Linked DNA regions of Homo sapiens: region 2 is linked to region 1. The links are chromatin loops, found by intact Hi-C in ENCODE. Cell type or tissue: breast epithelium. All regions are shown on one strand. Each heading gives the region's core, and the rest is flanking DNA. Links, peaks and the distances in the headings are about the cores only.

Region 1 (11,817 bases), core at 4,401-9,400:
GAGTCAACATTAGCAAGAATAAAGTGGGAAATGTTCATTTATTCCTGAAGAGTTTAGCAAAGATCATATATTCGAGTCATTAATTCTTGCTTCTTAACTGCTTGAAAATCAACCCGCGTATAGGAGCCCTTCATCAGTCAACACTCTCATGGCACTTATTTCTGGTAGGGGCCGGGAAACAGATGGGAAAGACAACTTCCTAGGAGCTCTGGTCTTGGAGCGAGGGAGGTTCATGAAAATTATACCTATGTTCAATTGTGGCCAATAAAATAAAGAAAATCAAGTGTGAATGGTTTCCTTGATCAGGGCTTGCTTCTGAAGGGCAGAGCTGATAACGTCCTCACTTTGAGCAAAAGCCACAAAGTAGTTATCTTTCCTTACGCCTTTAGTTTTTGTTTAAAGGTTCATTACGAACTTTAGCAGTGAAAAAAAGTGTGGCAACTGGGTCATTCTGACCTAGAAGCAACCAAAATACTTCTGATTGCCGCAGCAGACAATGATGAATCATACCTAAACAAGTTTGCTGCCTTTTCATTTCTGTGGGTCGTAATCAGACTCATTGTTTTGTAGCCAGTGAGACATTTGCAGCAGCATGTTTGGGTCTGTGGGAGGAGGGAGGCTTGCAGATCTTCCCAGCGATGTGTGTGCTTGTCCCCACTAGCGCAGTGGAAACAGTGTTCTTGTTATCCAGGTTTAAGCCCTGTTAGGGATATGGCTTGTCCATTGTCATCGTGATGATACTGCTTAAAGATATCCTTTGTTGAGCACCTGCCATATGGCAGACGGTGTAAAAGGTGCTTTACGGTCCTGGTGTCATGGAAAGCCTTCCAACAACCTTATGATAGAGGTATTATTATCTTCATTTTGCCAAGAAAACTGAGGCTCTGGGAAGTTAAGTCAGTCACATAGCCAGTAGATACCAGGCACCCATAAATGTTTGTTGAGTGAATGAATAAATGAAGGAATGAATGGCAACTCCAAACTAATGGGAGAGAAATGCAAGAAGAGAGAGACTGATCAACATGAGACAAAAAACTTGGTGCTACAAGTTAAGAGGTTTTGCACATCCCAATTATTCATTTTTGCAATTTTTAAGCTCCACTTTCAAATAGAGACGGGGATTGGGATGGGATTTCAATGCAGGCGAATAACACAAGACAGATGGAGGAATATGTTTATGATCAGCAAAGAGATCACTCATCTTGAAAAAAACAGATAAATGGGAAAACACTGAAGTGCCAGCCACAGTACTAAATACTCTACTACATTATCTCATTTAATCCTCACAAAGTCAGCTTTGAAGTCAGCACTGTTATCTCTGTTTATGGCTGAGGAAACTGGAGCTCAGGGAGTGAGGGAGGCTGTCCAAGGTCACACAGCTCCGGTGGGTGAGGGGGCAGGGACTGGACCCAGGCACACCCAGCTCCACAGCGTCCCTGAGACTCTGTAAACAGAAGCCGGGAACAACAATTTCATTATTTATGCTTGAATTTAATTTTGTGTTTGATGGAGGAAAAAATGGATGATACACAGATTGCTACCAACAAAACCCAACAATTGGTTCTTTGAGATTCTAGCTTAGTGCAGGGAGAAAGGCAAGCCGGTGATGAACGTTTTGGGGTAGCCAGAAACAATGAACTAGGGGTGACTGGTGTGAAATTCAGTTGTGTGGACCATATTTTCTAAACTAGAATCTGCACACCATGCTCTCCCGCCATGTTCTCCCCTAGGAGAAAATTGTAGCTTGCAGGCAGAAATGTAAACACATAATCAATTCTACTATAACTTGATATATGTGTTCCTAAAAATTATTGCACCATGCAAGATTGGGCAATAAAAACCGCAGGGTTTATGACGAATACAGGCTTAGGGCAACAGCTCTCAAAAACTTCATCAATGACACATTTTTTAAAAAGATAAAAACCTAATAAAAAGGGCAGCACCGTTTTACACATGCTAAATGGTTAAGAGATACATAAATACTGCAGTAGAGATGGGATTTTACCTCAAAGTGCAAAGGTAAATGAAATAAAGTTTTTTCAATGGAAGGCTTGCAGCTCTTGAGGACCTGCCAAATGGAAGAAGGACAGAGACCTGGAGCCCTATGGAAAGTTCTGACACCATGTGTGGAAGGACATGGCTTTTAACACGTGTGGTGACTGGAGGTAGGTGGTAGGTGCTTGAGGCTGGTGTGTGTGCGCCTTTTGTATATTCTCAAGCAGCTGGGGTCAGTTGGGCACCATTTTTCTGAACTTACTTTTGTGTTTCTTGCAGAGGAAATCACCAGGCACACACAAAACCCACAAGGTATTCAAATTGTTCTGTAATATGTCAATCTGTCCGTACAAATTTGCAGTTTCAAAACAAGCGTTATAGCTGAACTGACTGTATGTGGGAACATCACTGCAACTCTTGCTGACCCTGTGTGCTGAAGTGGGGAGCGTGCGGCTTTCATACCCCCAGCCTTTCTGCACAGCTCTTCAGTTTACCTGGGGGCCCCTCAGCAGTAAAGCCAGATCAACAGGCTCACCCGTGAGAGCTCCTCTTGTGTGATTGTTGAGTGGCTCAGTGATTGGGTTGGTTGGGAAACAGAGTGTGGCCCTCAGTCTTCCTGAGGATGGTAATTAGAGGGGGATGTGTGCTTCTTCTTCACATATACCTGGTTGTTCTCTGATTGCTTTGGTGTCTTTTCTTCTGTTTCTTCTCCTGGATGTTGTTTTCATGTTTCCTTCCTTAAGTGCTACATGACCCTTGGATTTTCATGTGTGTTTAAGAGTGAGGCAGAGAAGGTTGACTGGGAGTGTTGTGTCCACAGGGGGCGCTGGTGTCTGGCAGGTGTCACTTTTGGGGTGCTCAGGACAGAATCAGCTGGCATTCTGGAGGCCTCTGAATGCCAGACTGTGCGTTAGCGGCTCTAGTTCTTGTTGGTTGATTCAATTTGTATCAGAAGAGCTTTCGGTATTTTTTGCCTGGGGTGAACGCCTGGCTCCTGGGAGATCTGCATGTGGCCCTGGGGTGGGAGGTAGAGGAGCTACCTGCTCTGTAGACAGGATTTCACAGAAGACCCCTGGTCCCAGCGCTGCTGTGCACTCCTCCCAACACTTGTCTGGCGTATCTGAGTCTCTGCATTTCCTCAGGGCCAGTTGGTCCCCCCAGGTATGCACCCTTCTCCTGTGTCAGCTCCACATTCCCTCTCTAGTCTGGCTTCTGGAAGTTTATGAAACCTGAACCTCTAGTTAGCTAATGGCATCCCTTCCATCTTTTCATCACTGTGGCTTAAAATACCTCACCCCACTTATTTATTTATTTATTTATTTATTTTTAATTCAGTATCTTTTGAAGGTCATCTCAGGAAGGGCCAGGTACCATGTTGAATTAGAAGTTAATTCTCATACCATAATCTAAATGTCTGTTTCCATTAAACAGCATTTTTACAAGGAAAGGACTTTACTCTTCGAGTTTCCAGTGCCTGGCACACAGGATGACACTTAAAAAATAATAATAAATAAATAATAGAGAAATAAGGTGTGTGTTGATTGAAATACATTGATTGAGTTCTTTGGTTACTTCTAGGTCTGAGAGTCTAGGATTCGGTGATTCAAGGGGAGAGGCTGAGGAAAGTCTTTAACTAGATGGGAAGGCTTGGGTCCTTGGGTTTTCACGAGTATAGAAAAAGGTTGCATTAGCCCCACTTACATGATTTGTTTTATCTTCCCCACTTCCTGACCGTGCCCACTAAATCTCTGAAATCTCTGGGCTGTCTACATTTTGCCTGGATATGGATGTCGGAATTGTTCATCTTCTTTCTTCTTGCTGCCCTGAACTCTTTTTTTTTTCCCTGTAAAATGCAAACACTACCTTGTAAATAAACTCTTATCAGATACCTTCTATTTCCTAGGCACTGTGATTGGCCAAGGGCGTACATCTGCATGTTCTCTGCTCTCCTGGGGATCCCAGGCAGCAGGGGAGAGAGGGAAGCACACAGATTAACCATGGTCCTGGGAGACCACCGCAAGCCTGGAGCATACACAGGAGTGGTGGGGACACAAAGAGAATGCCCAGCTCAGTTTCGGGAGGTCAGAACCACCACACAATTGAAGAGATGCTTGAACTGGGTCTTGAGGGATGAGGCAGCGGGAACACAGCATGTGCAGAGTCGGAGGTGTGACAGGATACGGAGGCACTGCTTGTGCCCCAGGCAGTCAGCAACCAGGCAGTGCCAGCAGCACCAACCCCGCATGATTTGTCCCAGTAAAGCTTTGTCTTCTCTAGTGATCTGGAAACCTCTCAGGGAAACATTTTGTAAAAGCCAAGCCATATTTATTTATTAATGGTGGTTATATAGTTTCTAGAGCATTTTGTTGGATAGGTAGAGACTTTTCTGCTTTTTGAAAGTTATCACTCCTAGCCATTGTGGCCAAAAAGAGAAAAATGCCAAAAAGTGCCAAACTGTGGCTATGATTGTCATGTTTAATGTGGAGAGGATTTGGCCAGGGGTAGAAGAGCATTATGTATAGAATAGAACAAAGAGATTTATGGCAAGAAGAGATACTGGCATTAAGCAAAGAATTGCAGATTTAAACTGAGAAGAGAGCCGCACAGCAGATGGAGTTAACACTGGAGGTGAGCTCTCTCCTCTTTAGGTACCTCATTGCTATTTTCACATCAAAAGCCTATTTTTGACAGTAATTAGAAAGCATAGTGGGTTCAAAGTCATTGCAATTCACACCTAATGAAGGCAAACTTTGCTAATTTTCTCCTCATAATAGTAAGTTACATCAATTTTAAAAGTTAGCAATTTACAGCACAGTTGAAAGAAGCATGTTTTAAAAAACCTTGAATTCTTAGAGGCAAGTACCATAGATATTTTCTTTTTTTTTATTTTTCTTTGAGATGGAGTTTCACTCTTGTCGCCCAGGCTGGAGTGCAGTGTTGGAATTGTGGCTCATTGCAACCTCCTCCTCCTGGGTTCAAGAGATTCTCCTGCCTCATCCTCCCAAGTAACTGAGATTACAGGCACCCGCCACCGCGCCTGGCTGATTTTTGCATTTTTTAGTAGACATGGGGTTTCACCATGTTGGCTAGGCTGGGATTGAACTCCTGACCACAGGTGATTTGCCTGCCTTGGCTTCCCAAAGTCCTGGGATAACAGTCGTGAGCCACCGCGCCGGCCGACATTTTCTTTCAGTCCCTTTTACACATTTAATTTATTTATTCACAGGTGGCAAGCTTCATATTGGTAAGAATTGTTACTATTATCCTGGCATGTATAATATTATATATGTGCCAGGTACCATGCTAAGCACCCTATACATACTAATTATTAAATCCACACAACTCTAAGAAGCAAGTACTTTTCTCCCATTTTTCAGTTGGGGAAACTGAGGCACATAAAGGTTAAGTAACTTGCTCAAGGTCTAATATCCAGTAAGTGAAGATTCAAACCCAAACCTGGCTCCAGAGCCCATCATCTTAAAAACTCTACTGCTTAAACTCTCTTCCCTTCTCTAAAAATATAATAAATAGTATATACTATTTTAACATGTTATAAGTTTATATATTATATAAAAATATAAAAATATTTTATATATTATATATTACATAAATATCATATATTAGATAAATATATGATATTTATATAATATATAATAATATATAAATTTTATATATTTATAAATAAAATATACTATTTTAACATAAAATACATACATGTATTTTAATATATATGATCTCATATATAAGAATTTAAAATTATCCGCAGGATCTACCTATCTTTCTATACAGTAAATGTATCTTGCTGAATGTTGTATCCTAAGTGTGTCTGCATCATTGACAAACTCTTCATGCACATAGCTTTTATGCATTTATTGCAGGCTGTGTTAAGTATGCATTTTTTGCTGGGTATTTTGTTAGTTTCCAGTTTCCCACCGTCACACACGGTGCCCTGAGTGGCAGAAGGCACGGGGCACTCCACGTACAGACCGCGTACAGTGTGCCTCCCCAACGAGTAAAGCCCTGGCACTAGGGATGCTTCAGAGCTGCAGATGCTCGCTCGGGCAGAACCTCCAGCGGGTGCCACCCCTGCCTGGCGATGAAGGTGCAGGGATGGGTGGGGTCTCCACTGCCCTTTCTAGGGAGGCACTGCCCAGCCTGGGAACGAAGAAGCCCACCACACAAGTTCTACCCTTTAGCGCCTGGCAATTTTGGGGACTGAGCCCAGGAACAGCTGGGAACTCTCCTCCCTGACTGGGGCACCAAGAGGAGTAATCCACCTCTTTAACCTTTTTTTACAAAAGATAAATGACCTTGAACCCTCTGGGTCATATTCAAGTCACTTTTGCAGGAAGTTAGTGATCCTAGCAAGAAGAGAAAAAGCAAAGTTAAAGGTATTTGCACAATTGGAGTGGGCTCTCATGATTTATTTTCTTTCCTTTTTGAATTAGGATTTGATCAGGAGTCCTGGATTCGTAAGAGTCAATTGCAACAGGGATGTAAAGAGAGCTCTGGACAGGAGCTTGTGTTTCTTTCTTTCTTTCTTTCTTTCTTTCTTTCTTTCTTTCTTTCTTTCTTTCTTTCTTTCTTTCTTTCTTTCTTTCTTTCCTTCCTCCCTCCCTCCCTCCCTTCCTCCCTCCCCCTCTCTCTCACTTTCCCTTCCTTCTTTCCTTCCTTTCTTCCTTCCTTCCTTCCCGTCTTCCTTCCTTCCTTCCCTTCTTTACTTCCTTCCTTCCTCCCTCCCTTCCTCCCTCCCTCCATCCCTTCCTTCCTTCCTCCCTCCGTCCCTCCCTTTTTCCCTCCCTCTCTTTCTTTTCCTTCCTTCCTTCCCCCTCCCCTCCCCTCGTGTCCCCTCCCCTCCCCTCGTGTCCCCTCCCCTCCTCTCCCCTCCCTTCCCCTCCTCTCCTCTCTTCTCCTCCTTTCTCCCTTCTCCTCCCTTCTCTTCTCTTCTCTTCTCTTCTCTTCTCTTCTCTTCTCTTCTCTTCTCTTATGATAGGGTCTCACTTTGTCATCCAGGCTGGAGTGCAGTGGTGCGATCACAGCTCACTGCACCCTCTGCCTCCTGGGCTCAAGCGATCCTCCCACCTGAACCTTCTAAGTAGCTGGGACTTCAGGTGTGCACCACCACAGCCAGTTAATTTTTATTTTTTGTAGAGATGTGGTCTCATTATGTTGCCCAGGCTGGTTTCCCACTCCTGGGCTCAAGCAATCCTCCCATCTCGGCCTCCCACAGTGCTGGGATTACAGGTGTGAACCATTGTGCCCAGCCAATAGCTGGTGTTTTCTTGAAGATTTCCTGGGCCTCTCCAGGGGGTTTTTGTTGTTGGGGCATGTTCCATGGTATTCACAGCAGAGTTGTTTGAAGGGGCACGTGCTCGCTTATGTGGCTTAGGTCCACGCTACCTGTAGTCCTTCGGAGGCAAGCCAGGCTGCCAGCTGACTGTCTTCCACCACAAAGCCTGTGTTCTTCTCCTGACCCTTTGTTCTTTGCACAGCGTACTGTGGCTCCAGTCCAAGTACACAAACTTCCATGTAGTTTAAAAAGAATCAGTTTAACTGTTGGTGGTTAGACAGATTGGTATGTACCTGTGTGGAGAGCACTGTGACCCAGCAAAACACTTCAGGGCTAAGAAGACACGAAACGGTGGCATTTGCCATCTGACCCGGCAGGCGCTGGGGCAGATGAAGCTCCAGTTGGAAGGGCTACTGCTGAATTTTTTTTTTTTTTTTTTTTTTGGTTGTTGTTGTAGCTCTGGGAGCAGATACTAGCTCTGAAACTTTTCCCCTGGCTGGCTTGGCTGCCTCTCCCTGCCGGGCAGGGGCCAGGAAGCCTGGGTGTCAGGCAGACCCGAGCCAGGCTCTGCACAGCAGGGCATTACGCGCCCCACGCATCCTCTTCCATCCCCAGGCACAGATCAAAGGCGCAGCCCAGGAGGCGGGAGCCCCTGCACACTTTCCACCTCTGCTGGGCTTAGCCTCTTGGCTGGTTGGTCTGTGGAGTGCCTGAAGTGACCAGCTTTTTGTAAGGTACGGTTTATTTGACTTTGCAAGCGAGCACCTGCTTTGGGGGTTGGAGAGGTTTGTGTTGACTTACGAAGACAGCTGTGGCCTGTGTTCAGCAGAATAATGGCAAAGCATTGGCCCTTCTAATAAGGTGCAGGGGAGCAGTAAACCGAGACAAGTCCACTTAATGAACGGGTGTCCTTATTTTTATTGTTTGAAATGATATCCAAAGGGATTGCAGATAATTAGTTTGTGTTCTTATGAATGATAGGCTAAGGAGATTCAAAACACTGCTTGGGCCCTGCCTGGTTGGTTCCAGAGAGAAGGTTTTCAGTGGTTTCTGCTTCCCTGGCTTTATTCTGAAGGTCCTTCTCTTCCATTCAGTTCTTACTGCAATCGGAGGGGACATAGCTGATGGCTCTGTAGTTCCATTTGAGAGCACTTAAAGATATTCTCCAAAGAAACACTCTCTGACATTCTGTGCACAGATGTAGAGCAGCTCGGGGCTGAGCTGTGGCTGTGGGCCAGGCAGTCTGAGTTGGAGAGACAAACAAATTAGACACCAGTCGCCTCTCAGCCCAGCTTTTCTCCCTTCAGTAACACCTGTGGAGTTTATGAGTTCCTCTAGGGAAAATCGGAGAAATCTACATGAGAATGATGTCTTGTTTCCTGCTGGGAGGACCGTCAAAGAGTTTATAGGAGACCATCCTGCAGTCTCAATGCGTTTATTGCCGTGTCATATATTGGGGGCTGACTATTGCCACATTACTGGAGCACCCCATTCCCATCCTTCCTCAGCTGTTGAAAGTGAGACAGGTTGAGGACGCAGTCCGGAGAGTGTTGCTTTTTTCAAGTCTTGTTTTCTCAAACTTTGGACTCACCAGAAGTAAGTCACCATGCTTCTGTGTTGGCTGGGGAATTCTTCCAGTTAGAATTTAGTTGTAGGGAAGTTAGAAGAGGAGGGAGCATGGGTCAGTGATGTCTGGAATTTGGGGTGTTCTAGTGAGATTTGGGGTGGGGTCATGTCCCTGTGGCTGGCCAGGGTAGTGGCCCTGAAGGGCCAGGTTGGCAGGGCTTCTAGGAGAAGGCCATCTCCCAGAAGGAGATGGAACCCCAGGTGGGAGGGTATGTGGTGTGTTTTGGATGTGATTCAGAATGGAGGCAGTGAGGCAGAAAGGGAAGGGAAAGGGAGGCCGGGCAGGAAGCCAGGGTTGGGGTTTTGCTCTTATAGACTTGACTCCAGACCATGGCCCTTCCTTCTCTGCCATGGATCCTTCTGGAGGAGAGGGTATCACACCGCTTGAGGCTCTGTGCACAGGCGGGTTCTGTGGGCATCCGCGAGTGAGTGGATGGCAAGTGAGAGGGGGGCCATGGGGATCGGAACACTTGGCATCGTGACCTCTCAGCTCTCTCTTCAGACCCCCATGCACTACTCTTCTCTATGACAGTGAGACCACCACTGCCTCCGACTCTTTCCAAAGCCCGAGGTCAGCTAGGCTCCTCGTGCTACTCACCCTGCACAGAGGCAGTCTTTAGTCCTCTTTGAGTCTTGGTCTATTGCAGTATCCTCCTAGAAGCCTTCCTTAGGAAGCCGCAGGAATCTCAAACACAGCCTCATCAGCCCTGCCTAACTCCTTTGGTGGCTTGACGTGGTTAATTTCAAACACCTTAGCAGGGCTTAGGCTGAACGGGCCCCTCGTTGCCCTCCTACCCCCTGTCCCTGCATACACCTCATGCTGGAAGGACCTGTGTTGCCCAGGCACACAATAGGTGTCTCGCCCTTGGGTCAAGCCGATGCCTTGTATACGTTCTGCCTGGAAAGCCCCTTCTTTTCAGACAGCAAACCTGTACTCAACTTTGATGACTGAGCCTTCCATGAGGCCCGCCAAGACTGACCTGATAGAATTTTCCATTCCCTTCTCTGTTTCCCTCCAGGCCTTCTTGCCCCCATCTCTTCTATTTTGCATTACACTGCTGACCTGCACTTCCTGTGTCTCGGTGAGGTTCTTCAGGGCAGGAACTGTGTCTAGTTCAGTTTCACCCTTAGCAACAAGTGGTAATGAAATATTTCTGCCAAGGATCCAATTCAGATTATGTAAGCATTTACCTTTGTTTAAGGCAAAATCCTGATTCTGGAAGAGGAAAGTTCTTTGCTTCTCACAGGGCAGGCATAGAACAGGCCAGAAGCTGTCCATGTGTGGCTTGGGAGAGACCTGGCTATCTGTACTTGAGCCCTGAGACCCCGAAGGCCCCCGGCTGCATCTGCTCTTGGAGCTTGGGGTGGCCTGGGTGGTGGTCGAGTAGGATCTGCAGCGTGGGATCATCGGCAGAGTCAATGCCATTCCCTTGCAGATCCACTCTCCCGTAAGAAACTGTTCTGGGCTCTGAGAGGAACGAGGGGAAGAGGGGAGATGGGTGAGCTTCCTTGCTGCATTTAGCAACTCAGTCCCTGGGGGAGGTGTAGACACTGACACACTCCCTGTGGCCCCAGGGAGAACAAACCCAGAGCCCAGTGAGGGTGCAGTATGAGCAAAGTGCTGGGGCGGGGGGAGGGCAGAAGAGGGAGCAGTTGATTTTGGCTTAAGAGTAAACTGAAGAGAGAACAGACACGGGGCGGCTGAGCAGCAGTGTGTTCATGGAGAAAGAATCAAAGCGCACATCTTGTACTTTGATGCCCATAGGAAGGGCTCTCCTCTGGCCCCTCTGGCTTTGTTTGGAGCAGAAAACAACAAAGTGAGTTCAGGTAATACCTGGGGCAGTGGGAATTAGCTAATTAGTTTTCTGGAATTCTAACAGCGGTGGCATCCCAGGGGCCTAAATTAAAGCCGCAGATGTGTTTATTTGGTACACCTGGGGCTTTAAATGCTAATCCAAATGCTTTCAGACAGGACCTCAGTCTATTTCTTGACAATCCTCTCTGTAACCTTAAGCATGTGGTCTTCCTTTTCCTCGTCTACTGTCTCTTTTTAGGGGTTGTTTTCTGGGGACCTGCAGTGTTCCGGGCACCATGGGAAGTAAAGAGGTGACTGGAATAGTCCCTGCTGTCAAAGCCCTTCAAGTTTAGTTGGGAAGCTGGCAGAAGGGGGGATAAGAGACTAAATGATATATTATCTGCTCAGAGAGGCACGTTTCAATAGGTGTACTCCTAAGGAAGCCAGAAGTTTAATTAATTCCATTGGATAAACTACTCTGTGATAGTGAATAAAATTAAGGCAAGCTTAAGACTTAAAATTAAGTCTTTAGTTAACATCTAGAAATTAGAATTATGGGCAGTTAATTCCAATTTTAGAGAGGAAACTGGAACTTATTAACATCTATTTTATGCCAACTGCCCTGCATGTTAATTTAGTCCTCACTACAGCCGTGTAAGGTGGTTCTTAGTATCTCCATTTTATAAAAGAGGAAATGGAGGTTCAGAGAAGTTAGGTAACTTGCCCAAGGTCACACAGCTTGAAAGCAGCATAACCATGAATCAAGCCCCTGGTGGTCTTATTGAAAAGTGAATGCTTTTACCACTATAGCAGACAGATTATGAACACTTTGCAAAGCCCAAGTTTGAGAATTTTTTTGACATTGGTGAAGTTCAATGATAATGAGTTTATTATCTCATAACTTGAAGAGACCTGTAAGACCTTCTCTATGAGTCCTGCTGGTTTTGATCTAGCTGGATGTTGCAACTGGGAACCCCAGAGCGCTGTGTTCTCAGCACCTCGTGGGCCTCGGTGTCCATGTTCGTGTGCAGGGGTGTTGAACCCCTGATGTGTGCTGCTGGGTGGTGTGAAGAAATGGGTATTGACGCCCGTCTGTGAATGGACCGGGGAG
Region 2 (11,817 bases), core at 3,645-8,644, 75 kb after region 1:
TTTTGCTGTCTGCAAATTCTGTCATCTGTGTCATTCCTAGGTCAGTTTCTACTGATCAATTGGTTCCCCCCCTTTATTATGGATCATATTTGCCTGCTTATTTACATGTCTGGTAATTTTTGAGAGAATACCAGACGTTGTTAATTTTACCTTGTTGGGTGCTAGATATATTTGTATGTCTATAAATACTGAGGTGTTTTTGTGATACAACTAAGTTACTTGCACACAGTTTAATCCTTCCAGGTCTTGGTTTTAAACTTTGTTAGTCAGGACCAGAGCAGTATTTAATGTAGCGCTAACTTTGCCCATTACTGAGACAAAATCCTCTGAGTAAGTACTCTACAATGTTTCATGACTCCGAGGTGTTCCATATTGGCTGTGGAAACAGGAACTATTCCCAGCCCTACATGAACTTGAGACATTGTTCCCTTTAATTCGTTTGCAACCAAAGGATTCTTGTTTTGGCTTTGGGTCATTTCCTTACATATGTGCACTGCTCATATCAACTGAAGACTTTAGGGAGACCCTCTGCAGATCTCTCCTCTTTGGTACTTTGCCCTGTGATCTCTAGCTGCCTTGGCTTTCCCGGAATCTGATACCTCTCCTCAACTCAGGGAGACCACCGAGCTTTGGCTGGCTTCCCTCTTCCTGAGTACATCCCAGAAACTGTAGGCAGAAGCTGGGGGACTCACCTAATTTGTCTCACATTGTTAGGATCACTGTCTTTCACTGCCTGATGTCCCATGTATTGAAATGCAGTTGTTTCATTTATGTGTTCAGTTTTTCAGCTGTTTCAGATGGGAGGATAAACCTGATCCCGTTGCTCCATCTTGTCAGAAGCAGAAATCTCTGTCCTTTGAGCAGAGCCCATTTTCCCTACTGCACTTTCTTTCTTTCTTCCTGGGCATTATTATTTTATTTATTTATTTATTTATTTATTTATTTATTTATTTAGAGATGGAGTCTCGCTCTGTGGCCCAGGCTGGAGTGCAGTGGTGATCATGATCTTGGCTTGCCACAACCTCCATCTCCTGAGTTCAAGCGATTCTCCTGCCTCAGCCTCCCAAGTAGCTGGGATTACAGGCGTGTGCCACCATGCCTGACTAACTTTTGTATTTTTAGTAGAGGCAGGGTTTCATCATGTTGGCCAGGGTGGCCTCAAACTCCTGACCTCAGGCAATCCGTTTCCTGGGCATTATTTGACAGGTGCACCAGGGGTAGGTAGAGCAGTCCCTGGGCTGCTGAGTCCCCTTCATGCCAGAGTCTGTGGACCAGTTATACCTTCCTAGACAGCCCTGGTAATGGCAAGCTTGCCAGGCCAGCTTCCAGCTTATGTGACCTGCGTAGTGGATGAAGTGCTGAAGGAAACATGAAGAAAAGGAGGAGGATGGTCAGGAAGAAGGAGCAGGGATGTCATCGCAATGTCAGAAATGCTATCAAGTGCTGTAGGAAGGCGAGCTGGCTGCCCTGATAGAACTCACAGGGTGGCATGGCCACGGTATGGTACTCATTTTTGTAGGTCGAGAAACTACCTTACCTTTGCTACAAAAAGCCAGAGTCAGGAGGACCCATTCCAGCTCAATCAACCCAGAAGAACATTGTGCATAAACTGGATACCAATTTATTTATTCACGTTGAGAAACACCATCATCTACAGGGACCTGGGCTTTTCCATTGGTGCCCTGGGGTCTGTGTGACTAACGGGTCAGAGCCACTCTAGGAGAGCAGGTGGTTGTGGGAGCAGCCACCACCTTTGTGTGGGGACACAGATAGTAACCACAGTTTCTGAAGCAAAAACTGGGATTCTTGATTTGGCTGGATATGTTCTGATTTGTAATTAGTCTGTCAAAATACGTTTAGTTATATTTCTAATAATTCACTGTGATCGAAGTGAACACAGAGATGGGCCTTTAGAACTCGGGCCTCCGGTAGCTGCATTTCCATATTGATTGCTGGTGGTTCTCCTGTTTCTAGTAGGAACCAGAGGCAACTTAGTCCCCTCCTCAGAGAGCTGCACATTGTGCTGATAGAGACAAAATAGGCATTTATACCATTTATTCATCTGCTCATTCATTGGACAAATATTTATTGAGCAGCTACTAAGTGCCAAATGCTGGAAAAACGTAATAACAACAAACCTATGTTTTTGTTTTCCAGCTGGAAAAAACAAAGGACTGTATAATTTGATTTCTAAAGAAGGCTTCTCATTCAGGTTCCCACAACCACCTTCCAGAGGCAACACAACTGCGTATAATGCCGGAGTTGCCTGTGGTAGAGTGACGGATGTCTTGGGTGACTTGGCAGCAGCAGGCCGGTGGGCGCGGCCGTCACAGACATGGTCTCTCTGTGTTCCTTGCAGGTTCCCCCGCCTGCACAGCGCGGTGATCAGGACCTTTGTTCTCGTGCAGCACTACGCGGCCGCCCTGATGGCCGTAAGCGGCCTCCCGCAGATGAAGAACTACACGTCGGTGGAGACGCTGGAGATCACGCAGAACCTCCTCAACTCCCCGAAGCAGTGCCCCTGCGGCCACGGGCTCATGGTCCTGCTGCGGGTGCCCTGTTCGCCCCTGGCGGTGGTGGCCTATGAGCGGCTGGCCCACGTGCGGGCCCGGCTGGCGCTGGAGGAGCACTTTGAGATCATCCTGGGCAGTCCCAGCTCAGGCGTCACCGTGGGGAAGCACTTCGTAAAGCAGCTCAGGGTAGGTGCTGTGCGCAGGGAGGGGCGGAGGGCCTGGGGGTACCTGGGAGAGCTGAGGGGCCCACCAGAGGCAGGGAGTGTCACGAACCCCACAGCGTGGCCAACGTGGCTTCCCTAGACCCAGCCACCCCTCAGCCTCCTCTCTGTGCTTCCCCACCTCTGCCCTCCGCCCCAGCAGCACCCCCACACCCCTGCAGCATTGCCTTATGACTTTAGACCTCTGGGCAACAGCCTGCTTTCTTTTTTCCTGGGCATCCATTTCCTCTCTTCTTTGTTTAGCTGATGCTTCTTTATTTTCCCCTTTGAGACAGGGTCTCACTCTGTGGCCCAGGCTGGAGTGCGGTGGCGTGATCACAGCTCACTGCAGCCTTGAGCTCCTGGGCTCCAGGGATCCTCCCACCTCAGGCTCCTGAGTAGCTGGAACCACCAGCGTGTGCCACCACACTCGGCTAATTTTTAAAATTTTTAAAATTTTCTCCATGTTGCCCCGGCTGATCTCAAACTCCTGAGTTCAAGCAACCCTCCTGCCTCAGCCTCCCAAAGTGCTGGGTTCCAGGTGTGAGCTGCCCTGCTTATTTTCTGCAGCACTTAGGTTGGTGTCTTTCCTCTTTCAGGAAGCCACCCTCCCCCTCTGCCATGCCCAGGGCAGTGCCATGCTCCCTGCCTGTCATCTAGCCCCTCTCCCAGATGGTGGGGGGCAATGGCCATCCCCACAGAACTCAGCCCCCAAAGCCTAGCACAGCGCCTGGCCCATAGTAGGTTCTCACTCAATCTGCAGGTGACAGAAAATGCAAAAGGTTTAGGGAAAGAACAAATGAGTGGAAAACAGGAATGAAAGGGAGGACACTGTCAGGAGAGAGCACAGGCAAGACATAAGGAACAGCTGGTTGGGCGCGGTGGCTTACACCTGTAATCCCAGCACTTTAGGAGGCCGAGGCGGGCGGATCACTTGAGGTCAGGAGTTCGAGATAAGCCTGGCCAGCATGGAGAAACCCTGTCTCTACTAAAAATACAACAATTAGCCAGATGGGGTGGCGTGCGCCTGTAGTCCCAGCTACTCGGGAGGCTGAGGCAGGAGAATCACTTGAACCCTGGTGGTGGAGGTTGCAGTGAGCTGAGATTGCGCCACTGCACTCCAGCCTGGGTGACTCAGCGAGACTCTGTCTCAAAAAAAAAAAAAAAAGACTTAAGGAGCAGCTGACAACATAGACTTCCTTTCACGGAGCTGGTCAGCTGATAGAGATGTCTTGGACATGCTCTGGCTGGCTAATCTCCATGTTCTAGCCGACTGAAAATACGGTGGCCAAGTGGATGGTGTGCTTATTTGCAGTCTAAAGAAATTTCCTTTTGGTCAGAAGATATAGTTCAAGGAGTTTAAATTGGTGTGGGAGGCCATCAGGATTCCTCTGAGCTGGGCTGGTTGGGAAGGGAGGCGTCTGTGGCTTTATTTCTTTTTCGTTATCTGCAGATGTGGCAGAAAATTGAGGATGTGGAGTGGAGACCCCAGACTTACTTGGAGCTGGAGGGTCTGCCTTGCATCCTGATCTTCAGTGGGATGGACCCGCATGGGGAGTCCTTGCCGAGGTGAGTGGAGGGGTTATGCCCCTGGGGGTCTCTGAGGAGCTGGCTGCCTGGGCCCCCTCAAGGAGCATGTCAGGGGGGCTGCTGTGCCCTGACGGTAGGCAGCACCACTCACATTCACAGGCCCCGTGGGTGGGGCCTTCATCGTGGCTTTCCCAGCATGGGCCTGAGTGCGTCTGAGGCCCGTGCCCCTTCTCCTGATTCTCAGAAAGGCGCTGTTTGGGCTCGTGGTGACGGCTGTTGCCAGGCTCTACGGGTGGAGGCTCTGCAGGTGGAGTCAGGATTTCATGCCTCCTGAGTTCAGTGTCTCCCCATGGGGCGCTCTGTGTGTGCTGGGGATGGCAGTTCTGCTTGGGACAGTACGGCATCCTCTCCAGGAGTTGCAGCCACAGTTCCTGCTGGTACCTAGGCTGCCGCAATGCCTGGGCCCTCCCGGCTTAGGAGGCGTTCTGGGAGTGGAGGCAACTGACGCTGCTCGGGAAGAGCTGGTTCTTCCAGCACAGAGTGGACTGTCTCAAAAGATGTGTCCCTCTGAATCCATCACAGCCTGGAAAGTCTTAGCCACATATCCACTCGATGTCCGCTGGTGTGGGGGGTCTCTAGGCCACCACACAGACATGCGGACACTCGAGACTCAGGTCCCTGGGCCTCCTGTAAGGCAGTTTCTTGGATTGGTAGTGACAGATTGGGTTTTAGAGACTTCATACCGGTGGAGAAGAGCAGACGGCCAGCAAAAGATAGCAAAAGCCGACATCAGTGGAATTCCTGTTATGTTCTGGGAACTGTCCTAGATTCTTCTTTTAGGTTTTATTTCATTTTACTCTCACCTTAATCCTGGGGGAAAGGTGCTATTTCAGTAGTCCCATTTTACGGATGAAGAAACTGAGGCTTACTGAGATTAAGCCAGTCTGGCCAGCAGTGGGCCTGGCTTCTTCCCCCAGGAGCACCCCACACTTCAGCAAACGGCCCTGTGCATGCTGCATACTCATGGGCCAGGGGAAGGGGGCTCCAGAACATTTGACCTTGCTTGTTGCTATTTCACATGGATTAATTCTTTTCTTCTTCAACTCCTTAAGGACTGAGACAATGTCTTAATCTATTTTAAATTTTAGCAAGCATTTGCTGAATACCAGGTACCTTCTGGTACCTTCTTTGTACCAGGCATCATGATAGACTTTTCATATGAAACTTACTCCTTGCTGCAGTAGTATTACCATCCTGTTTCATGGTTGAGTCAATGAACGATCATTTGCTTGAGGTCATGAGCAGTAAGTTTCAGAGCCCCACTGGAACCCTCACGTACCCCTCTCTAAGCCCTTTGCCTTGGTTGTGTTTCTGCTGCGCAAGTCTGAGCACGGGGTTGGCCTTTCCTCTGCTGCTCACAGATAGCATTGCTTGTTGGTGTCCGACTTGATTGCCATCATATTTCTAGCATCTAGTACCCTGGCCTGTGTTCACTTGGATTGAATAATTAAATGCTCACTGATTACATTTAATCTTTATCACAGCGGACTTAGATTTTTTTTTTTTTTTTTTTGAGACGGAGTCTCACTCTGTTGCCCAGGCTGGAGTGCAGTGGTGCAATCTCAACTCACTGCAGACTCCGCCTCCTGGGTTCAAGTGATTCTCCTGCCTCAGCCTCCCGAGGAGCTGGGATTATAGGCACCTGCCTCCACACCCGGCTAATTTTTGTATTTTTAGTAGAGATGGGGTTTTGCCATGTTGGTTAGGCTGGTCTTGAACTCCTGACCTCAAGTGATCGGCCCGCCTTCGCCTCTCAAAGTGCTGGGATTACAGGTGTGAGCCACCACGCCCAGCCAGATGGTTATTAATATTCATTCCCATCTTTCAGATGAAAAAATCAGAGCCTCAGAGAAGTTGTGCAGCTTGTCACGGCTTCTGTCGCTAGGAAGTAGCAGAGCTCAGGTTCAAGCCCCCCCTTTTTGTTGTTGTTGTTGTTGTTTGTTTTGTTTTGAGATGGAGTCTGGCTCTGTCGCCCCGGCTGGATTGCAGTGACACAATCTCGGCTCACGGCAAGCTCTGCCTCCCGGGTTCACTCCATTCTCCTGCCTCAGCCTCCCGAGTAGCTGGGACTACAGGCGCCCGCCACCACGCCTGGCTCATTTTTTGTATTTTTAGTAGAGACGGGGTTTCACCGTGTTAGCCAGGATGGTCTCGATCTCCTGACCTTGTGATCCGCCCGCCTCGGCCTCCCAAAGTGCTGCAAGCCCCTTTTTTATCTGACCCAAAAGTTAGTGCAGCACAGAGCTAAATGCATAGTGGGTGTCCCCAAAGATTTACTATTATACTGAATTTGTTGCTGCAAGCTCCCAGTAACACTGTTGGCTTTTCCACTTGTACGAGTCCTTGGGTCCTCACCAGGAAGGTGGGGTGTGGTCCCGATCAGTGCTGCCTGCCGCAGTGGGAACAGCACTCCACTTGTGGAAGGCACTAAACAGACACCTTCTTCTGTGTCTTGCTAGGTCTTTGAGGTACTGTGACCTGCGATTGATAAACTCCTCCTGCTTGGTGAGAACAGCCTTGGAGCAGGAGCTGGGCCTGGCTGCCTACTTTGTGAGCAACGAGGTTCCCTTGGAGAAGGGGGCTAGGAACGAGGCCTTGGAGAGTGATGCTGAGAAGCTGAGCAGCACAGACAACGAGGATGAGGAGCTGGGGACAGAAGGTGAGGGATGGCTGCCCTCAGCCTACTTGTCCCTGTCTGCATGTCTTTCTTGGCTTCTGAGCTTTGAGGCTGCCTGTGCTTATGGAGACAGCTGTCTCCAGTTCAGCAGGGTCCTGGGACCTGTCTGCTGGACAGCGGCTCTGGATGAGAGGTCTCCAGTGTTGGATGAAATGGCAGAGCTCTCACTGAATTCAGATTTTGTTTGTTTTCTCCCCATCTCTTTTGGTGGTGTGAGAAAATGGAAATCCCTATAGGTTTTTCCTAGTTCTAGAATTCTTAAAGAATAGGAAGAAAAATTAAGATTTCTTAGAGTTCAAGTTCAAAATTTCTTAGAGTTCCTCGTTCCACTCACTGGTGGAATTCCCACCTAGTGTGATTTGCTTGTTTATTTCCTCTGTGAATCAACCCAACAGCGTGCTGTCCATTTTTAAGAAGTGTGAAAACAGGCTCATTTGCAGACTCTTCAAATCTGATGCCGCCTTTTTAATAGGACACATAAATGATAACATCGCAAGGCATTGACTATAGTCAACAATGTGATGAGAAAGACGTAGACAGTCATTCAAAAACTAGAAAGCATTTGTGGAGTGTGTGGAATGGAAGGAGGTGGGTGTGGGCACCAGCGCGGGTCTGTGGTCTGCCTTGTCTGTCTTGACTGTGGGACCTCTCTTAGCCTCAGCTTGCTCGTCTGTAAAATGTAGATGGAAAGGCCTGCCCGCCTGTAGCCATCTTTTCGAAGCACGGCAGAGACTCTGATTTAATTCTTTCATTTGTGAGTATCTGCTGCACGTCTCCGTGCTCCCTGGCATCTCAGGACCCCCTTCTTTAGTTTCACCATCTGCTTCTCTCTACCCATAGCCCGCATTGCACTGAGCACTGGCCCACGTTAAACTTGCAGTGGCCGGGCTGTGCCCTGCCCTTCTGGCCTCTGCGCTGCACGGCTGCCCTTCCTGCTGCTCAGAGTTTTCCTTTCTCTACTTTACCTGCAAAACCCTGAGGCCCTTCAGGGCGACGGCCAGATGCCCCCCTCTTCCAGGAGATGCCCTGCTTTTCCCCCAGGCTCCCCGACCCCTCTCTCTTTGCATCTCCTCCACCAGCTTGCAGCTGTGCCTCATGGGCAGGAGCCTTCGCTGCACCCAGAGTGCCTCCCTGCACTGCAGCCCACTCCCTCCTGTCTCCTCAGTGCTCTGTCCATGGTGGGGGCCTGGAAGATGGCAGTGAATGAGTAAATGGATGGGGAGAGGTGATGCATGGGAACACACTTTACACACTGTGAAGTGCTGGGCAAATGTCAGGAATGGTGATTTCGGTGCATTCTCAGCGTGTGTGTTTTGGAACAGGCTCTACCTCGGAGAAGAGAAGCCCCATGAAAAGGGAGAGGTCCCGCTCCCACGACTCAGCATCCTCATCCCTCTCCTCCAAGGCTTCCGGTGAGTCTTCCCACACGGGAAGGACCAGACCAGCAGACTGATTTTTGAGGTTTCAGAGAATGAAAAGAAACCTATAGAGGGCTATTTGCTGATCCTTTATTTTCCATCAGAACTGGAAAGATAAGGAAATCTTTGAAGTGCTAGACTCTCTAGAGAGTAAATATTGTGGTCAACTTCGGATCGGAGAACTTGAAGACTGAGCAAGACTGTAGGGTTCTGCTGCCCCTGTGCTCAGGGGAGGACCGTGGACCCTGCCCCTCACTGTGGCTGGGGCCTCAGGCTGAGTCCTGGCCGTGTTAGGGGCGGGTCCCCGGGTGTTCTCCCTGCCGTTGTTGGTTTGGGAAAACCCTGTGCCCTGTGGGGAGAGGAGCTGAGCGCAAGGAGAGAAGTAGACATGGAGACTTCACTGGGGGAAGAGCAACAAAAGGCAACACAAGCTCATGAGCCTTCCGCGTAGCCACAGCCACAGCGGGTGGGCAGTGCCAACCACAGGCTCCACACGGTCTCTGCCCTAAGGGGTTCCTCTGTCTCCGAGAGTAGTCAGGATCCCGCAGAGGAGGGCAGAGCCCCTGGTGAGAAACAGAGGCCCCGGGCAAGTCAGGGGCCACCGTCGGCCATCAGCACGCACAGTCCCTGTCTTTCCGCCAAAAGCATTCTGAGGGCCTACTTGCTATCTGGATCAGCACTGAAGGATAAATGAGATGTAGACCTGACCTCAGGGAACGAACTCATTGTTCTCATAAAAGACGTGTTATTTTGCAGTAGTCTTTTGCACACATTTTCACTTCACATATGAAGAAGTCTGTAATTTTGTCCCAAGGCAGAGGGCAGATTTCAGGGTAGGTGAGGTTACCACAGGTTTGAGAGAGCAGCTGACCCTCAGTCGGGCCTTGCGGAAGGTGTTGCAAGTGCAGGAAGCCTTAAGGGCCGAGAGGCTCAGGGGCGAGACGTGCAGGGCCTGGGTGCGGGGACGGGTGTGTGCGGTGGCCGCAGGCTCCTGTTGTTGGGGCCGGGGGTGTGCCTAGCTGTGGCTGAGGGAGCGGCTGAGAGTCCCTGCTGTTTGGTCTGGGACGGGGAAAGGTCAGAGGTCAGGGCCCACCAGGAGACTGGCTAGGGGGCATCTGGGGCCGCCCTTCTTTTCCCCTCACCTCCTGCGCCTGTGCACAGCAGTGAGCTGGTGGTTGGGGTCTCCCTCCCAGATGCCCCCGATGGAGTCAGCACTGAGCCTCTTCACCCTCAGCCCAGAGCTCGGGGACTGAAAGAAGCCCTGCCTCATAGGCAGGAGCTCAGTCAGAAAAGCTGCAACCACTGGGTCTGTTTGCCTGAAACAGTACAGGGGGCCTGGGGCAGAAACAGGAGCCGCCGGCAAGTTCTGGGACAGCTCACTCCTGGGACGAGTCGCCCCTGAGATGGGCCACTCCTGGGACAGGTCACTCCTGGGATGGGTGACTCCTGGGACAGGTCACTCCTGGGATGGGTGACTCCTGGGACAGGTCACTCCTGGGATGGGTGACTCCTGGGACAGGTACCTTCTAGGACGTCCCTGACCATGTTCGTCTCTCCTCAGGTTCAGCGCTCGGTGGCGAGTCCTCGGCTCAGCCCACAGCACTCCCCCAGGGAGAGCATGCCAGGTCGCCCCAGCCCCGTGGCCCCGCAGAGGAGGGCAGAGCCCCTGGTGAGAAACAGAGGCCCCGGGCAAGTCAGGGGCCACCCTCGGCCATCAGCAGGCACAGTCCCGGGCCGACGCCCCAGCCCGACTGTAGCCTCAGGACCGGCCAGAGGAGCGTCCAGGTGTCGGTCACCTCGTCGTGCTCCCAGCTGTCCTCCTCCTCGGGCTCATCCTCCTCATCCGTGGCGCCCGCTGCCGGCACGTGGGTCCTGCAGGCCTCCCAGTGCTCCTTGACCAAGGCCTGCCGCCAGCCACCCATTGTCTTCTTGCCCAAGCTCGTGTACGACATGGTTGTGTCCACTGACAGCAGTGGCCTGCCCAAGGCCGCCTCCCTCCTGCCCTCCCCCTCGGTCATGTGGGCCAGCTCTTTCCGCCCCCTGCTCAGCAAGACCATGACATCCACCGAGCAGTCCCTCTACTACCGGCAGTGGACGGTGCCCCGGCCCAGCCACATGGACTACGGCAACCGGGCCGAGGGCCGCGTGGACGGCTTCCACCCCCGCAGGCTGCTGCTCAGCGGCCCCCCTCAGGTGAGTGTTGCTCGCTGCCCCAGCACAGCCCCGGACTGGGGGGGTCCTCACACTCCCATCTGGAGGGCAGGCCTGGGGGTGACCGCACCCACGTCTTCACTTTTCACCCTTCCCGTGGTGGAATCTTCTCCAATGGCCTGGGGTGGACCGGAGGGAGGAGGGCAGGACTCATCTGCCACTCAGGGCTGGTGGCTTCCATTCCTCCCCTGTGTGATGTAGGGGGCGGACAGGAGACCTTTCTGGGTGTATCAGACTACGGTTCCTCAATCCACATCATCTCACTCGGCCACTGCCCATGTTCTCTGACAAATAGAAACAAAACTCTGGGTTCTCCACTGGAAGGTTTCGGTGAACCATGAACGGAGAACTAGGGGTTCTGTTTCCCTGTCTCAGCCTTCCTGCAATGCATGGTGTTTCCTTAACAACAAAAGTCCATTTCACCTCTCAATGGCAGAATCTCCTGTGCGTGAGCCTGTGGGGAGGAGGAGGGCTGGGGACTGGAATCTGCTCTTTGGAACAGAGCTGGGCTTTGGGGCTGGGATGCGGTTCAGTATCCATTTGTTTCTTAAACTTGTAGAATGAACAATATTACTTTTTCTGATTTAAAAAGGACAAAAGAAAATGTTTCTTACCAAGGAGTCTCCCTTCTTCCATACCCTCACACTATTGGATATTATCAGTTTAAAATCGTTGTCTCTTTGATGGGTGAAAAATAATACCTTACGGTTTTACTAGTAAGGTTGACATATTCTTGTGTTTTTACTGGTCGTTGATACTTCTTTTTCAGTGATTTTCTGGTTTCTCTTATTTGTTTTTCCTTTAGGCCATTTGACTTTTTCTTGTTGATTTGTGGAAGTGCTTTAGATATTACAGATTTTTGTCCTTTGTCTATCATCTGTATTGCAGATATTTTCTCTGAAGCTTCCCTGTGGTTGGGTGTCATATTTTCCTCTGTAAAGTTAGTTATTTCCATTCATTGGCATTTACTGAGTTGTAGCATGAACCAAGCATTGGGCTCGGTGCTTGGAAAGCACATCCCTGGAGTGGCTCTTTTGTTTATTATTATTGTTATTTTTCAGACGGAGTCTCGCTCTGTCGCCAGGCTTGAGTGCAGTGGCACGATCTCAGCTCACCGCAGCCTCCGCCTCCCGGGTTCAAGCGATTCTCTTGCCTCAGCCTCCCGAGTAGCTGGGACTACAGGCAGATGCTACCATGCCCGGCTAATT

What was found. Hi-C counts contacts between places; a loop is a spot of excess contacts. Peaks named below come from ENCODE experiments on the same cell type or tissue, not always from the same donor. Only the 100,000 strongest peaks of a DNase experiment are listed, where the experiment ranks them.
Region 2: it touches region 1 in a loop (3.0-fold over the local background); 1 of 110 quality-filtered maps calls a loop at or near these places.

What each region holds. Positions count from the first base shown.
Region 1 is chr2:11,532,090-11,543,906 of GRCh38, forward strand. GREB1 (growth regulating estrogen receptor binding 1) reads left to right here and starts at 1,956. Exons shown (of 33, transcript NM_014668.4): 1 at 1,956-2,165. It overlaps MIR4429 (microRNA 4429), which reads right to left and starts at 8,588; the gene lies at 8,516-8,588. RefSeq lists an enhancer at 6,050-6,559. In breast epithelium, for the core only: no CTCF peak of the experiment used is centred there; a DNase peak (open chromatin) is centred at 7,462; H3K4me3 peaks cover 1,745 bases; H3K27ac peaks cover 1,493 bases.
Region 2 is chr2:11,608,329-11,620,145 of GRCh38, forward strand. GREB1 (growth regulating estrogen receptor binding 1) reads left to right here. Exons shown (of 33, transcript NM_014668.4): 18 at 2,360-2,699; 19 at 4,167-4,282; 20 at 6,763-6,962; 21 at 8,303-8,392; 22 at 9,960-10,591. Among named protein-coding and RNA genes, the nearest start is that of NTSR2, 56 kb to the right of the region's middle. RefSeq lists an enhancer at 7,897-8,397. In breast epithelium, for the core only: no CTCF peak of the experiment used is centred there; no DNase peak of the experiment used is centred there; H3K27ac peaks cover 1,142 bases.